2 separate regions of the Mus musculus genome follow, and region 1 is linked to region 2. The links are chromatin loops, found by intact Hi-C in ENCODE. Cell type or tissue: left cerebral cortex. All regions are shown on one strand.

Region 1 (8,000 bases), 96 kb before region 2:
ACTGTGTTAAGTTTGTTAAATCTGATAGAACGAGACTTAATAGTATCTGGCCATGCGTGTATATATCATGGCTCAGTAGATTTGTTTTATGCTCCATGTATATGTGTGTGTATATGTATATTTTAATGACTATACCATAAAACAAAGTTTATATCATGTTGGTGCATGGCATTCTAGAAACCATTTTGTACACGAGTGAATCTAAGTTTTAGGGAAAAAAGGCAATTTATTTGTAGACTTCTGAAGTAAGAATTAGTATGCTATATTAGGAAAAGGAGTGACTATTTTGAAGTATGTCAATTCCCTTCTGGGACTCTATTATTGCAAAAATTGGTTGCTCATTCAAATTTTATGCCAATTACATTTTATCTAACATCTACATTGCCCTAATTTGTACTGAAGTCCTTGTATATTGTGTTTGGTTGACTACTGGTAGCTGTGATGGGGGCTGCATTGTTTCACACTGAAGGGTTACATTTGCTTTAGCAAGTGTTTGGGGTCAAACTATGTCCAGGAACAAGGCTGGGAATACATAGCTAGGACACTGCTGTTGGAGGCCCCACCCCAGCCCCCGAACCTGCCCCTGGCCTCGCTCCAGGCTTGAGCTTCTTTATTAGCTTAGAAGGATGTCAACTTATCCAGGATATCATATTCAGAATATTCATCAAAATCATTTTAATTCTAGCATAGAATGGACTGAATTCCTGTTGGTATATTTGGCCTATCATCCTTTAAATGTCTCTGATAATTTATTGATATCTATCTTTATAAAATAGAAAAAAAGTACTTTTGTGTAAAGATATTTGTCTTTAAATTTAGTATTTCATATCAGCACATCAATGTATGTATAAATGTTACATGTTAATTGTGTAAAAGATTCTACAATAAATTATTTTTACCACTTGTCTACAGTGCGCATTAATTTAATAAAATGGTATTGACACTACTTGCGATTTTTCTTAATCTTTTATTTAAAGGCATTTTATAACCTTGTTCGTGAGCTATCAACTGATTCTGATTTTTCTACATTTATAATTTGTTTTCAGAGCTGGGTGAGGAAACTAGGGCATGGCATATGCTTGGCAAAGGCTGCAACAGTGAGCTATACCCACTCCCCACATGCACTATCAAATTTTAATAGTTCCTCTTATTAATATTCTGGTTTTGTTTTTGTTCATTTGAGACAAGGTATCACTCTTTAGCTAGCCTATCCTTGATCTTAGGCAACACTCCTCCTGCACTACTATTGAGATGATAGGCAAGTGCCACTTCAATACTAACAAAGAAACAGCAAAAGATGAAACAGAAGAGAACTACGTATGTGAAGATGAAATGACCTCAACCAGAAGAGCTCACTCTCTGTGTATACTATACACTATATAATATATACTATACACTGCACACTATGTACTATACACTATATACTATAAACTATGTACTATTCACTATGTACTATACACTATGAACTATACATGATATACTAACTATATAATCACTGCACATAGATAACATGTTTAATATTTTTAACTGTGAAGAATGTTTAATATAAAGAAATGATAATAAGAGAGTCATGAGATTGGTTAAAGAAAATTACAACTACATTGACATCATCCTAGGCACACTATATATTTAGCAAGGATTCTTTCTGGCTTACACTGTCTTAGGAGTTTGGGACACGCTTTTGGGTCTGACTGACTCCCTCAGACTCCTGTCTAGACACTTGTGGATAAGTGCCATGCTCTTCATCTTGGCGCTGTTGCAGACAGAAGGTTGCAGTGGCTGGAAGTTAGGTCACAGAACTAGCACTTTGGACTGAGAGATCCAGTGTCACCTCCATCCTACTGGCTTCTTCACTGTCAGAAGTTGAGTGCCAACATTCCTTCTGTGATGTGTTGTCTTGTCACAGGTGCAAAAGCAATAACAGCCATGGGCTGAGACTCCTGTCGTCACAGTCTGAAGGCAAAGCTCCTCCCTCCTCTTCTTGCTGGGCACTCCGTTACTGTAAGAGCGTTCTAACATGGAGTGTGATAAGGAGCAAAACTCTGCATTTAAAGCATTGACTTGCAAAATTTTACAACTTGATTGTTCCAAAATGTCAAAAAGGTTTAAACCACCCAATCTGAAAACTTGCCAAATCTTCCTTTAAATGACCTGCTTCCCATATTCTCCCTCTCTGTTCCACATTCAAATTTCTTTCCTATGTAAACTCACTTCATTTCTAGTCTTTGTCTACACCCCTTAGAGAACAGTGTCACCTTAGCCAAAGTCATCTGCTAACTGCCTCCTGTCCAAGGTTGTGCCTCCTCTGTCCAGAAGCACACTATCTATTTGCATATCTCTTTGGTTCACTGTAAATCTCATACAGCCAATACACTTCCTCTTTTCCTATGTGTTGCCTGCACTCACCAGAAAACAAACAGTTGATAAACCATGCTGAGAGAAGCAACAGAGGAAGCAGTCTGTGGACTGGGTAGAGACTACATTTTCAGGAAGCATGGGGAATGTATGGGGTTGGGGGAATGAATGGGCAAGAGAAATGCTCTTATTAAGGTATTATTAAACTGGTTCTTGAGGGAAGTCCTGCTGCCATTGGTGTGGGCTGAATTAACAGCAGAGAACTACAGTGGGTGGTTTTTGGCAATGACTATGCTTTCTTATGGCCCTGCACTCAAATGATGGAAGGGTAGAAAGCCAGTTGAGAACTTCAGGTTCGTTACTCAAAGTGTGTAGTAAGATATGGGTCAAGGGGTATGAGGAGAAAGGTAAACAGAAGGCTACCTGTCCAGTTATCTGATAGATGGCACAACCACTAAATAGGATAGAGGGTGCAGAAAGGAGAGTGAATTTGGGGGAAAGGTCATGAGAATATTAGACATGAGTTGTAGAGTGTCTATGGCTGCATCTGTGAGAGTAATGACCATTCTCTCCACAGGACATGATGAGTGTAAAAATATTGTTGGAGCATATAGCTTTAGTTTCTACATAATCTCCACCAAATCTCGTTATGCCCTCGTTCTTCCATTGCTAAAATTTAGAATGTAATAGCTGTTGCTGAAATTATTGGTTGATGTTTTAAGTCAAGACATCATCGAATTAGAACCTGGGTTCAACATGTTGAGGATAGAAACATAACCAAAGGCATGCTCATTTTCAAATCACTGGAAATACATTGTGAATGCTAAATCATGGACAGAACATGGACATGTCATCAGAAAATGGTTGGGTCAGCAAGCAAAACCTAGAATGGGTTTGAATATTCAAACAAACACAATGAAAATTTTCTCCAAATTAAACTCAAGTCAGTTTGAATTAATAAAATCATTTTCATAAAAACATGTAAATATACATGTGTATTATATTTCCCAGCTAATTCATTTTGTTTGAACCTACCATTGGCTCACCAGAGGATCTGCTCTTTTCTTTGTCTTTGAAAGAGAATGGTTTTTTGCAGTCTTTACCTAAGTGGGTTTCTTTATATGCCGTCTGTAATAACGGCTTGCGAACCACTAGAGGGCAGCAGAAAACACCATCTGCTATTAAGACCAAGGACAGTCAGGGACTGACACAGTTGTTCTCAGAGGACATTGCACCTCCTGGTTAGGAACTAACAGTCACTTTCTTTGTGCAGCCTGGAATTCATTCTTACTTTCCCACAGATTCAAATGAATGCTACAAAACTTGTGCTCATTATGAGATATCAAATCTACTCTTATACACCTTGTTTATAAATTCTGACCAGGTATTCCCTGCTTATTTGTAAGGAGGTGAGTAACTTTAGTAGAATAAGCAATCTGTGATGGAAGCTATAACACAGCGGGGGAGTAAGCAAAGTTCTACCTCCTTATTGAAAGCTATCAAGTAAAAGCAAGAATATAGTGCTTAAGGAGTTATTTTTCCATTAATTAAGTTGTGTATTTACTTTTCATCCCAAATCGCTGCCCCCTTACATAAACACTCCCTCCATCCCCCTTCCTTTCTCCTCTGAGAGGGTGGAGGCCCCATTGGGTATCTATCCCCCCATCCTGGCACATCAAGTTCCTTCAGGACTAGGTACATCATCTCCCAATGGGGCCAGACAAGGCAATCCAGTTAGGTGAACAGGATCCACAGGCAGGCAACAGATTTAGGAACAGCCTCACTCCAGTTGTTGGGAGACCCACATGAAGACTGAACTATGCATCTGCTACATATGTATGGAGGGCTTAAGTCCCCCCGACATGGTCAGTGTTTCTGTCTCGGAAAGACCTCAATGGTCCAGGTTAGTTGACCCTATCAATCACTCCTGTGGAGTTTCTATCCCTTCCAGATACATAAGTGATCCCCAAAACTCTATCAAAGAATAGCTGTAGCTGAAAAACACCTTCAGCAAAGTGTCTGGATACAAAATTAACTAGAAAAAAACCCCAGTAGTTCTCCTTTATACAAGCAATAAAAAGGCTAGGAAAGAAATCAGGGAAACAACATATTACATAATAATCATAAATAATATAAAATATCTTGGTGTGACTCTAACGAAGCAAGTGAAAGACCTGTCTGACAAGAACTTCTAGTGCCTGAAGAAAGAAACTGAGAACGTTAGAGTAATTTTAAAGTTTTAATTTACATTAAATTTGAATTTCTCTCATATTAAAAAAGAAATAATACAGTGATGTGGACCAATATTGAAGAAAACATTGATAGAGAAGAAAATTCCTGAGCCCAGTTACACTGTGGTCCTTTCCCCAGCGTCTTCACAACTTGGTTATTTGGACTCAGGTTTCTACTGAGTAAAATGGGAGCTGATTGAGATACTTCCAACAGTTAAACCATGATCTACAGCAACAACAGTGCTATGATAAAAGGTCTGTGTGCTCAGGTAGTGAAGTTGGTCTTGACCTTTTAGGAAAAACATCTAAAAATTTGACTGTAGTAACTTTAATAGTCCGAGTGCGAAGATCTGAAAAATAACTCATAAGAAATAAAGAAATCTAAGGGCAAACGTGGTGTCTATTCTGCTAGCTTGTGAGTCCTGGGACTCTTTTGTCTCTGCTTTCCACCTCTCCGTAGAAGCACTGAGATTATAGATGTGCATTACCTCATCTGTCTTTTATATGGATTCTGGGGTTTCAAACTTCTGTTCCCTCTCTGGTACAGGAAGCAAGTACCCACGGAACCATCTTTGCAGAGCCTCCATGCCCATTACTGCAGCGGTAAGGATCACAAGTGCCCATCAGGCGGTTTTGGATCATCGAAGGGAAGAGATAGAAAAGGAAGATTTTAATTTATAAAGCAGATTCCTCAAAACTTGCTAAGAGTTTCCCTCTGTGACTGTCTACCTGACACAGACAGACTTTAGCAAAATCACCCATCCCCATAAAGAAAACACAGCTTTAAAACCCTGCAGTACTGCAGGGCCTGAGCTGGCTTTGTGATGACGCACTGTGCAGGGTGTGAGTACAAATCAAAGAACTGAGAGTTCTTTAATTTTCACCTCAGCATGTGCCAAGCTGGCTACTGAGTCCTCTCCTCCCTTGGCAGTGCTGCAGTGCCAGAGCACACACCAGAAGCCATGATGAATGTGTCCTAGATTCTAGGACAAGGTGAGGACAAGGTCAGAAGAAAAAATCAAGTCTGACTGGGTGTATACAGTTTGAGTTCAGCATATGACAAGAGACCTAACTGACCCCTTTTCTTTTTGCCTATTATTTAAAAATTCCAAACATGTATATAATATATATTGGTCACACCCCCCATTCCCTCCCACTAGCTCCCTGAATGTATCCCCCTCTTCTTCCCCCAAAGTTCATGTATCATCTCACTTCCTTTTAAGTGTGTTATGAGTGTTTGCCTGCAAGAATCCCCTGCTTGTCAGGAGCCCATAGAGGTCAGAAAAATGTTTCTGATCTCCTAGAGTTGCAGACAGACAGACAGCTGTGGCCCTCCATGTGTTGCGAAGCAAACATAGGTTCACTGCAAGACAAATAGTATATACTAGTTGGTTATTTCTCCAGTTCATCATCACCATCATCTGGGTCACCATCATCATCATCAGTTTTACAATCTAGTATCTTTGAGTGTTTCAAAGAGGTTTCTGAGTTGTGCAATGATATTTTAAGAAAACATGTATACGTTGGTTTTGTTACATTTTAAATATAGAGAAAATTTAAATAAGTTAATATCCAGTCTTATTACAAATGAAATTATCTACAATAATTTCATCTCCACCTAATAATATTGGTTTCATTAGAAAACTGAAAGTGTATTCCCTCCAAATAAAGTCTACTAAAAATAGAATGATGTGAATTTTTGAAAATCAAAAATCCCTAGTAGTCATTCAAGAAAAGAAAAAATTAAAATAGGATAAGTAATTGAATAATGTATTGTTATTAAACACAGCACAATTAAAACATTATCGCTCCAATGTCCAGCATTTTAAAATTGTTAGCTTCAGAAGTTGTGTTCCAGAGGCAGCCACAGTTATACCTCATGTTGGCAGCCAAGCTTGGTAGTGTAAGAATCACCAAGTGGTAATGGCTTTGAAAGAATGAAGTAGTTATGGAGAGCAGGAGAGGCTTGTCTCTGAGAGGCCAGGAGAGGCCATTGGCCATGCAGTACAGCCTCATAGCAACTGAATGTCTAGTATTGAAGGGGCCGGGCAGAGACATTGAGGCTTGGCATAATTAAGAATATTTCTGACAGTGCAGCCAAGTTGCAGAAGAAGACCCCAGCATTTTGGAGATGCGAGTACCCTGGAATGACCCCTAAGGACAGCAACAGCCTTAAAGTCGAACCTACCTGAGCTTAGAGGAGAAGCTGTGTGTGCTACAGAGGGCAGAGATGGGGAAGTGACCCAAGCCTTTTGGAAGAGCCCAGAAGATAGTGCATGAATCTCAGATAATCAGGCATTGAGATATTTATACTTCATAGGAACACTCTGTTTAGTTGTTCACATGTACATCCTCATTATTTTATTCATGATGGAATGGAATACATGGACTTTAGTAGGGATGCCAAGATCAAAACAAAAGTGAGTGGTAAAACCAATGTCTATACCTGAAACCCAGTGTGCTAAAGCCCCACAAATCATAATGTAAATCAACAGTATCTTCTAGATGTGGCTAAATCAGATGTTAAAAAGGTTGTGCATCTCTACTCAGGCAAGTGGAGGTTTTTTAACAAATATGGCAGGTGGATTTTCCCTAAGTTTCCACTGCTGCTGCCTCTGCCATTACAACCCTCTTCCTCCTCCCTACCCCCTCCTTCATGCCATTCCTTTCTTTTCTGCTCCCTTCTCCTCCTCTTTAGCTCTGCCCCCTCTACCCCCTCCCTTCCTCTTCTCTTCTTTCCTTCCATTTTTGGTTAAGGTTTTTATTTTAGCTCACATATTGAGATATAGCCCACCATAGCGTTGAAGTCACGGCAGCAGGACTTTAAAACCCTGGGATAATTTGCACCTCCTGTCAGGAAGCAGAAAGATGAGAATGTTGCTGTTCAGCTTTCTGGTTCTATTCTTATAATTATCTTTCATTTATCCATTGACAATCTCATACATGCATACAGCGTGTCTTAATCATATCTACCTCTATTTCACCCTCCCTTCCCTTTCCACCCCAAGCATGTCCCCTCTAACTTTCATGTTCTCTTTTGAATTTATTTTGTTGTGACCCGCTGAGTTCCGTGAGAGCTGCCTGCTGGGATGTTGACTTGGCCTTGTCTAGGTGTTGTGTAAGTCATCATAACGATGGTGAGCTCATGAGTGCAATGATCATTTCATGTGCTAAAGACAGCGTTTCCCTCTATTCCTTCCTACCCTCTGGCTCTTCCTGCCTGGCTCCTCTCTCACAACCTCCTCTGAGCCTTGGAGAGTGAGCGAGATGAAATAGATGTCACATTTAGTGCTGCGCTATCAACAGTCCATTATAACAGCACCTTGATAAGAGCTATGAGTCTCTGTGCAGCTTCCCACAGCAAAAGAGGTTCCTTTGCCCAAGACTGGAAGTACCTCTAATCTATGGGTATAA
Region 2 (8,000 bases):
ACCTCTGCATGAGGTACTTGCTCACCTCATCTTCTCACCTCAGATTAATGAACTGAGGCATAGATGGGTGTATGTTTTTCTTAAAGTCATCCAACCAGCACGTGATGCATGGGTTCAGCCATCCAACCTGTAAGGCACAGGCTGGGGGGCGGCGGGGGACATCTACATTGTGGGTCTTTATGTTGATTTTATTAGGGGAGACAACCATGGAAATTAGACATCTTTTCCCCATTGCTAGCTAGGGTTTCTTGTATTTACTCTAGTTTATTGCTTTCTACCAATGTAAGCAAAGATATTCCTTTCTGATGATGATCGTGCTTGCAGCTCATGCCCTTCATCTATTCATGCTTCAAAAATCAGAGATAAGTGTTTCATTATGTACCAAGGCTGGTCTTGAACACCATGTCTCCAGTGACCCTCCTGCCTTGGCTTGTCAAGTAACTAGGGTTGGATGAAGTCAACCCATTGCCCATCTTGTAAGGTCACTTTCTTTTACCGTTCTGAGCTCATTATTTGTTAAGTTTTGATCTTATCAGCCTTCGCTGGCAAATGCTAGAGTTCAGTGGGTAATAAGTCAGTTCCATGTATGCATGGAAAATGTTCTCTCTGGAAGGTCTGGCAAATCTAAGCAGGGACAAAATATGCACAGATTATAGTCAGCATGGAATCATTGCTGAGAATTTCTCTCAAGACGTGGGAATTGTAAATCTCACATGCAGAATTCCTAGGTGAGAAATATGTTATCCCTTATTAGAAGGGGGACTTTTTACATGTGCATTTATGAAATGAGAGAATCTATTTTCTAATGTACAGGATTTCATACTGCTTTTTAGAAACGAATGCTAGTCCCCCACATATATAATATGCTGTTTGTTTTCAGACAGAGTACATTGGAGGAACTTGTTTCCACCTTCTCAACTACTGTAACTATTGGGGTGACATGTGTCAGTCTAATGTAACTTCTTGGAGGCCTCCACAGACACTATTCTTCACATGTCACCAAGGACATCTACATCAGTTCCCAACACAGGATAACTGACAAATTGTAGGTCAAGCAGATAGTCAGAAGGAAAAATGAATGAACATGATCTGATCTAAGGTTTTTACAAGTTTTACTATATTTCGATATAGACAATGTGTGCTTTAAGCTAAAAATCACCCTAAAATGTCTGTGGAACTGGACTGACTACTCTCAAAGTCACCTCCTCATGAAAGTTCCCAAGCAGCAGCAAGTACAAGGTAGACTTGGGGGAGATAACCAGGATATCTGTGGCTCATCATAAGCACTCATTTAAATAATCTACTTATAATAATCTACATTATAATAATCTACTTATATAGAAATGACCTCAGACACATACACAACTCAGTAAAGACACAGCATGAGCCATCACAGTGTTAAGGCAATGCTCCTCAATGCATGTGAAGCCACCAACTAGGTGGCTTGTCAAGAGTATTCTGAAGGGAGTCTGAAGACCAGCTTTTATTGAATCCATTGATGCCTCTCACGTCCTCCTAGGCTAAGAATGCAGACTGCTTTTGGTGACTGGTAGAGGGCAATTAGGGCCCTGGCATGTCCCTTTTGATTCCCACTGTCGGAGAGACAAACAAGTCTCCTCTATTGCATGCTCCCCAGAGCACTATATCTCCACAGATTCAAATCTACCACCAAACATGGACAGAAACACTAAGTAAATACAAAGCTCTCCTCTATTTAAGTAAGCCACCTAAGGGTTTTTTGTCACAGTATTAAAAAGCCAGAGTCTCTCATCTGCCTTCCACAGGAAAAGCAAAGGGAAAGTGAAGAGCGTCAGCCAACAACCAAGAACCAAGAGCCCAGTCCACCATGCAGGAGTGTGACTTCCCTCCCTTTCCTTTTCCTTCAGGTAGCATGTAAGATATTCCATAATAAGTCATGGAGGAGTCTTGTCTCATTGAATAATAATATAACGACAGCTAGCAGGGCTGCTGTTTACCTTATTGATTAAGGAATACAATTAAGTGGGATTTAATTTAATGGCTCAATTTTACTTTATAACCTACTTTAAAATGTTTCAGTGCATTGCGAAACAAATGGAATTTTATAGATTCTGTACACAATGTGCCATGTAAGAAAACAGTAGAATCTCCAACCAACTAATTCTACAGTGGAAACATTCTTTTTTCAAATGACACTTTTTAGACTTATAAGCTGAGTTTTACTTACCATATATTTCAACCCATACTGTAAAGCCAGACGAATCCTTAATACTTTTAGTCACCAAAGAAACAAAGCCCTCTGCTTCCAACTCTCCAGCTGACACTCTCCAGGAGGACTCACAGTTTGTAGCTATCATTTAATGACTAAGTGCTCAGAAAACAGGTCACTGGACTTATCAGCAAATTCCTGCCAACAGGAACTGCTTGCAAAGCTGTTTTGGTGTTTTTAACCCTAAGTTTTAAAAAAAATGTACTAAGATTTGAAATGTTTTCTTCAACCTCCAACCTCTTACTTCTCTATATGGAACCTTGGTTGCATTTCTCCTCCAAAGAGAATCTAGACGTGTGTCTGGGGATTGCAATCTCCTCAAGAGTAAAATACAAGTAGGCATGGAAATTATAGTTCACACACAAATTCTATTTTGTAATAATTTTTCAGTGACTGTGACTGTAATCTTGATTGTACCTTTACTAGGATTGGGAATGTCCATGGAAATAAACCTTTGAGTATATTTCGGAGGATGTTTCTAGATGGGTGTAACTGAGGTAGGAAGCCCTTGGTAAGCTTAGGAGTCACTGTGTCTCCTGCTGGGGTTCTGGACCAAATAAAGATGAGAAAGTAAGCTGGGATACAGTATCCATGTCTTTCCCTTCCTGGCTGCTGATGTAGTATGGATGTCTGCTCCACACACATGTCACTATGACATCCCTATCATGATGATAGACTGTCCCTGAAAGTGTGAGCCAAAGTAGACCCTTTTTCACTTTCTTTAAGTTGCTTTTCTTGGCAACCTTGCTTTATTTCAGTAAGGAGAAAAAAAATTATACATTACATTGTTAGCTTTCAATACTCAAGATTAGAAAAAAAAAAACTAGTTGGCCAATAAACACCTTATCAACAACCTGTGACACTGACTACCTCACCCTATTGGAAATCAAGGACAGGTCTCAGTAACACACAGGCCAAGGACACTGAGAAATAGACTGGTAACAAGAAATGAGCTCAAAAGTAACAAAAAGGAGAACTAAAGCACAGCATTTTGATTTGAGTACAACACAAGGGTAGCTGAAGCCAAAGAAGGCCGGACTGAATGAATACTGGAACTTCTCAGGCCAAAGAGGACAAGGAGAACGGGGCAGAGCTATGGGGTTCTATGGAAATTTCAGAAAACATCAGTAAACACTAGTTAAATGGCCTAAGAGCAGCATTCCTGAATTCAGATAGACACTGAGTCGAACAGGTGAGTCCTCCTCTAATAAAATCGTGATGGCATTTTCTTTTTTCTTTTCTTTTTCTTTTTTTTTTTTTCAGATTTAAAAACCTTTCAGAGAGCATTAAGTATAGCAACTGAGGCCAACTGTGAATCTGCATTTCGGTCAGTTCCCCTGGTTACTGGGAAAATCTATCCGTGGTCAGCTAACTTGTCCATTTCAGAATTTTAAGGTTGGAGAGCAATTGAAGGATTATTATGAAAACTTTAAAAAAAGAAATCCGAATTTAAGGCAGTGAAATGTCTCCTGTTCTACATCAGTCTCCACCAAGTCAGAGAGAACTTGATGGTGGTAGACAGTTCCAGGACTGAGAAATCATTAACTTCCAGTTATAGGAGGAGAGAGCCAGTGCCCCCTGCAGGCGGCTTTCTATGCGACAGGTTTGGTGTGGGAAAGGCTTTAGGATTCAGGATACTTCTTCCCCTTAGCTTTGCTTTGGACATCTTTTGGTGCTTTGGGATATAGCACAGAAATCCTTGCCCTGGGGAATCAAACTTTTAGGAGGCAGTTCTACTGGGGAAATGCGCGCTTGGAGCTTGGGTCCCTCCCTAGGAGCCCCGGGGCAGTAGAGGGAGGGAGCTTGGTACCCGCAAGGCGGCGGCCTCCCGCTGGTGGCTCCAAGACCAGGTCCCGGCGACCCCGTGGCGGCCGAGACAGCAGCAACACAGTAGCAAGAGGTTCACCAACTGCGGCTTCATCCCGGTGCCCGAGGTCCACTGTGCCCGGCCCGCTTTCTCTTTCGGTTTCTTGGCTCCGCCCACTGCCTGTGTCCTGTGCACGCCCAGAAGCAGAAAGCTGCTGGGGTCCCAGCTGTTTTGTTTGTTTGGTGCTTCTTGGGATTATTATTGAGCTTTTGTGCTGTTATTGGGCATCTGGGATTTCCCTCTTACTTAATAAGAAAGAGAGCAAAACCTGACTTACACAACAGTATGAAGATACAAACTATTGTGTTTCCTGCTGTCTGAGATTCAGCCCTTCATTTTACTTCCTGCTGTTTAAATTGAATATGTGTTCACTGAGTGTGTGTAAATTGAACTCAGCAGGTTGTATGGGGACGTATAGTGTATGCGAATTTACACACTTCTCTCTATGGATGCGTATAAATACTTGACAAAATTGTTGCTGCACAGAACTGCACAATATCTTGTGGCCATTTCTCCACTTGTAGAAAGCTGCACCCGCTTCCGAAGTTTGTAATGAAATTTAGCTAAGTAATCCTAAACACTTCATTATATGCTGAGCACGTCCTGTGCTTTTCTTTGTTTCACTGTTAAGGTTGCTTTAATTTTTCTTATTATTTTATTATGTTGTTTTCTTCTTGCTTAGCTTACTTCATAATCCATCCACCTCACTTTCTATCCCCAGCTATAATTAACTGACGTAATTTTTAAAAATCTTGTTTCCTTTTACCATGGTGCCGGTATACAGAGTGTAAAAGGAAAAGGGGAACATGTTCAAACCAGTCAATATGTCTGCTCACTCACATCTCAGCTAAAGAGGTTTCCAGTACACTGCCTCAGAGCTCTCCTTTAAGGAGACTGAGTGATTTAAGATCTGAGACCAAATATCACAAATCGCTGGTTACCCTTGGGAGAAGACAGCCAGCTGCTTCTCAGAAGGGCCTATGTACACAAAATGCAAATTATTGTCTTAGAATGAGTCTTTACTCTGTGTTTCTTTTTTACCCCTTCTCTATTGTCCAAAAGCAGATCCTTTGTGGACAAACTGTAACCAGGTTCCCAGAAATCGGAATGTCCTGCATCTTTTGTTTCTTAGCTTCCAACCTGGCGTATATCTGAATAACCATAGTGTTTATTTTCTTGTTCCTTCACTCCCAGGCCTACCTACCCCGACTGCCCTACTTAAAACCCTAACCTTCTCCCCCTCTCCACCCTATTCTTCTAATACTGCCCCCATTGCCTCTGGTGTTCAGTCTGTAGCCTTTTGATCCATAGCACTTTTCTGTAATGCCAGCTTCGTGGGAGCGACAATTTCATTTCTTTAGTCTCTTATGCACCAACAACATATAGTGGGTATTCAATCAGTAAATGTTTGTTGATATAAACTTATTAAATTTAGTCCAAATAAACTTTCTTTTGATCACAGCAGTTATCCTGCATAAATGTTCTAACTCAAAGGATTGTCAAAAGACATAAATTATCATCAGAAAAATAACTTCAGTTTAGTAATAACAGGAGAGAATGCATAGAGATGAGTAGGCTACAACGAAGGGCCACTTGCAGAAGGATTGCTGAGATTAACATAAGCAGGAATCTGTGGGCTCCTTGCTATCTCAGTTATGCCTGCATTGCTAAACTTTCCAATAGGAACAGCATCTTATCACTGAGGGTCTAAAGGACCTCCCTGGTCTCTTCACACCAGGTCATATATTTTATCATCAGGTTTGCATCAGAGAACACAGTTACCCCCTGTACCTAATAAAAACTAAAGCTATAAATCAGATAGATGTTGGTTCTGCAGATGTAAGAGGGCAACGATATCTACAGTGAAGGCATCTGGAAACATTATTTAAAATAGATTATAATGGGTCCCGGAGAACCAGGTTCATGCATAGTGACAGTGATAAAGTGATTGATAGAAGTCACTATCACTGGAGGTAAAATTCATAATACTTCATGAGCAAAGAGGCCTCTATTTTCACTTTACACTGATGACTTCCGTGTATGTAACCGTGTCTGTAGCCCTAAGAAGGGAACATTCTACTCAGGCCATTGCTCACCCAACAGAGATAAACAGAGATGAAATGTGCAGAAAAGCAGACAGAATTTTCTCTGAGATGGATAACCTAGCCATATCAGCCAGCTTCCTATTACTAGAACAAAATAGCTGACACCACCAATATATAAAGAAAAACGACTTATTTAGGCTCTTGCTTATGAAGGTTTCAGTCTAAGAGCAGGCAGACTCGTTACATTCCTTTGGCAATTTGTCACAGATGAAAGAACAAGGCAGAAGTGGCAATGACAAAATTCATGAGCCTGAAGTCAGAGAGCCACTTCAAGGGTGTGGCCTAAAGAACTTTCACTGGGGTGTTCATTGTCTCTCAGTAGCACTGCCCAGAGACCAAGCATTTAACAAGGGGGCCCTCAGGGCAACTCTGCATCCAGACTACAGGATCAACTCTGGGTTCCCCTTGTTTAGAGGGATCTGAAAAGAGACACTGAAGACCACTTCTTGCTACTCACAGTTTGGTGCATGTGACCATTAGTGAAACATCACATTCAAAAGCCTGAGGGTAGAAATGCAGGCAGTATGCTCCACAGACCTAAAGGAAGTAAATGTAGACATATGGAGTTTAAAAATAATAAGTGACTGAGATAAATACCAAGCAGAGATCATGTAGCTCTTCAGAGGCCATGTAAGAATGTAATTAGGATTATATGCTATAGAGTAATTATACAATTATTTTAGGGGCCTTGAGAAGGCTTTTATCTGGGAGTGAGTGTACACATAGAGGAGAGTGGCAGGAACTACTAATATTTGTTGCTGTGTGGATGGAGGTGGTGGTGTAAGGTTTGCTTAAGGATATAGCCACTGGAAGATGGACTCAATGGATACTCTAATAACCATGAGTTTATGGCATGCACAAATTGAACTCCTTGGATTTTGAAATTTAAAATCAACCATAAAAGAGGGGACAGTCAAGTAGAGATGGGATGAGAGTGGGTCTTCAACGAGTGGGAGATGAATATGATAAAATACATGATATATATGACAATATCAAGTAAATAATGTAAATATTAAATGCATAAAATACAGAGAGTGGCATTGCATAGGAGGAGGTAATTTCATCAAATGTATAAATAATGTTTGGAAGTTATTTCAACCTTGATTTAGTTATCTATACTATATATAAAAATTATCTCCAAACATGGGAATTTACAATATTAAATCCTGTGTACTCATTTGTGCCAGACACAGACAGGGCTGTGATGGCTCAGGGTCTCAGACACTGATGAAATGTGAAGTTACCAGAAGTTCATAGGACTTCCTTCTGATCTGTAAGCATGACTTCTCAGTTGTGCTATCAGTTGTGCTAACAGCTGATTTCCTCTGGAGTGTGTCAGTGCGGATGTAGAGCACAGGCAAGGGAAGGAGAAAGGGACCAGAGCAGAGGTGTTAAGTCCATCCTGGGCACATCAGCTCTTCTGTCTATCAGGGAATAAGTCTAGAACAACACTGTAGCTGGGAGACCACAGACTTAGGTAAAGTGTTAAGTGAGCCACCATCAGCTGCCATTTTAGAGGCCAATTACACTGCCTCTGTTTTTGTTTTATGTTTGCCATGAGTGTGTGTGTTTACATAATGGCATTAATCATTATATACTCATAATTGTCATCTCCTTGATGCTTCCTCAACCTTTATGGTATTCAAATCCTCATTTGCTGTGTTTTCACTTTTTTTTTTGAATCTTCTAAGTTTTTTTCAGTTATTAATCATTCTACCTTAATCATAAATGACTTCTCTGGGAAGTTGTGTTGTCTGTTTTTGCCATTACTTAAAAAGTA

The links. Peaks named below come from ENCODE experiments on the same cell type or tissue, not always from the same donor. Only the 100,000 strongest peaks of a DNase experiment are listed, where the experiment ranks them.
Region 1: it touches region 2 in a loop (6-fold over the local background); 10 of 42 quality-filtered maps call a loop at or near these places.

The regions. Positions count from the first base shown.
Region 1 is chr3:82,024,950-82,032,949 of GRCm38, reverse strand. Gucy1b1 (guanylate cyclase 1, soluble, beta 1) reads left to right here. Exons shown (of 14, transcript NM_017469.4): 14 at 1-946. Among named protein-coding and RNA genes, the nearest start is that of Asic5, 32 kb to the right of the region's middle. In left cerebral cortex, a CTCF peak has its summit at 3,509 (motif pointing right); DNase peaks (open chromatin) are centred at 3,568, 4,073 and 5,449.
Region 2 is chr3:81,928,834-81,936,833 of GRCm38, reverse strand. Ctso (cathepsin O) reads right to left here and starts at 4,233. Exons shown (of 8, transcript NM_177662.3): 1 at 4,059-4,233. The coding sequence starts at 4,169. In left cerebral cortex, a CTCF peak has its summit at 3,833 (motif pointing left); DNase peaks (open chromatin) are centred at 3,856 and 4,171; H3K4me3 peaks cover 1,250 bases; H3K27ac peaks cover 1,297 bases.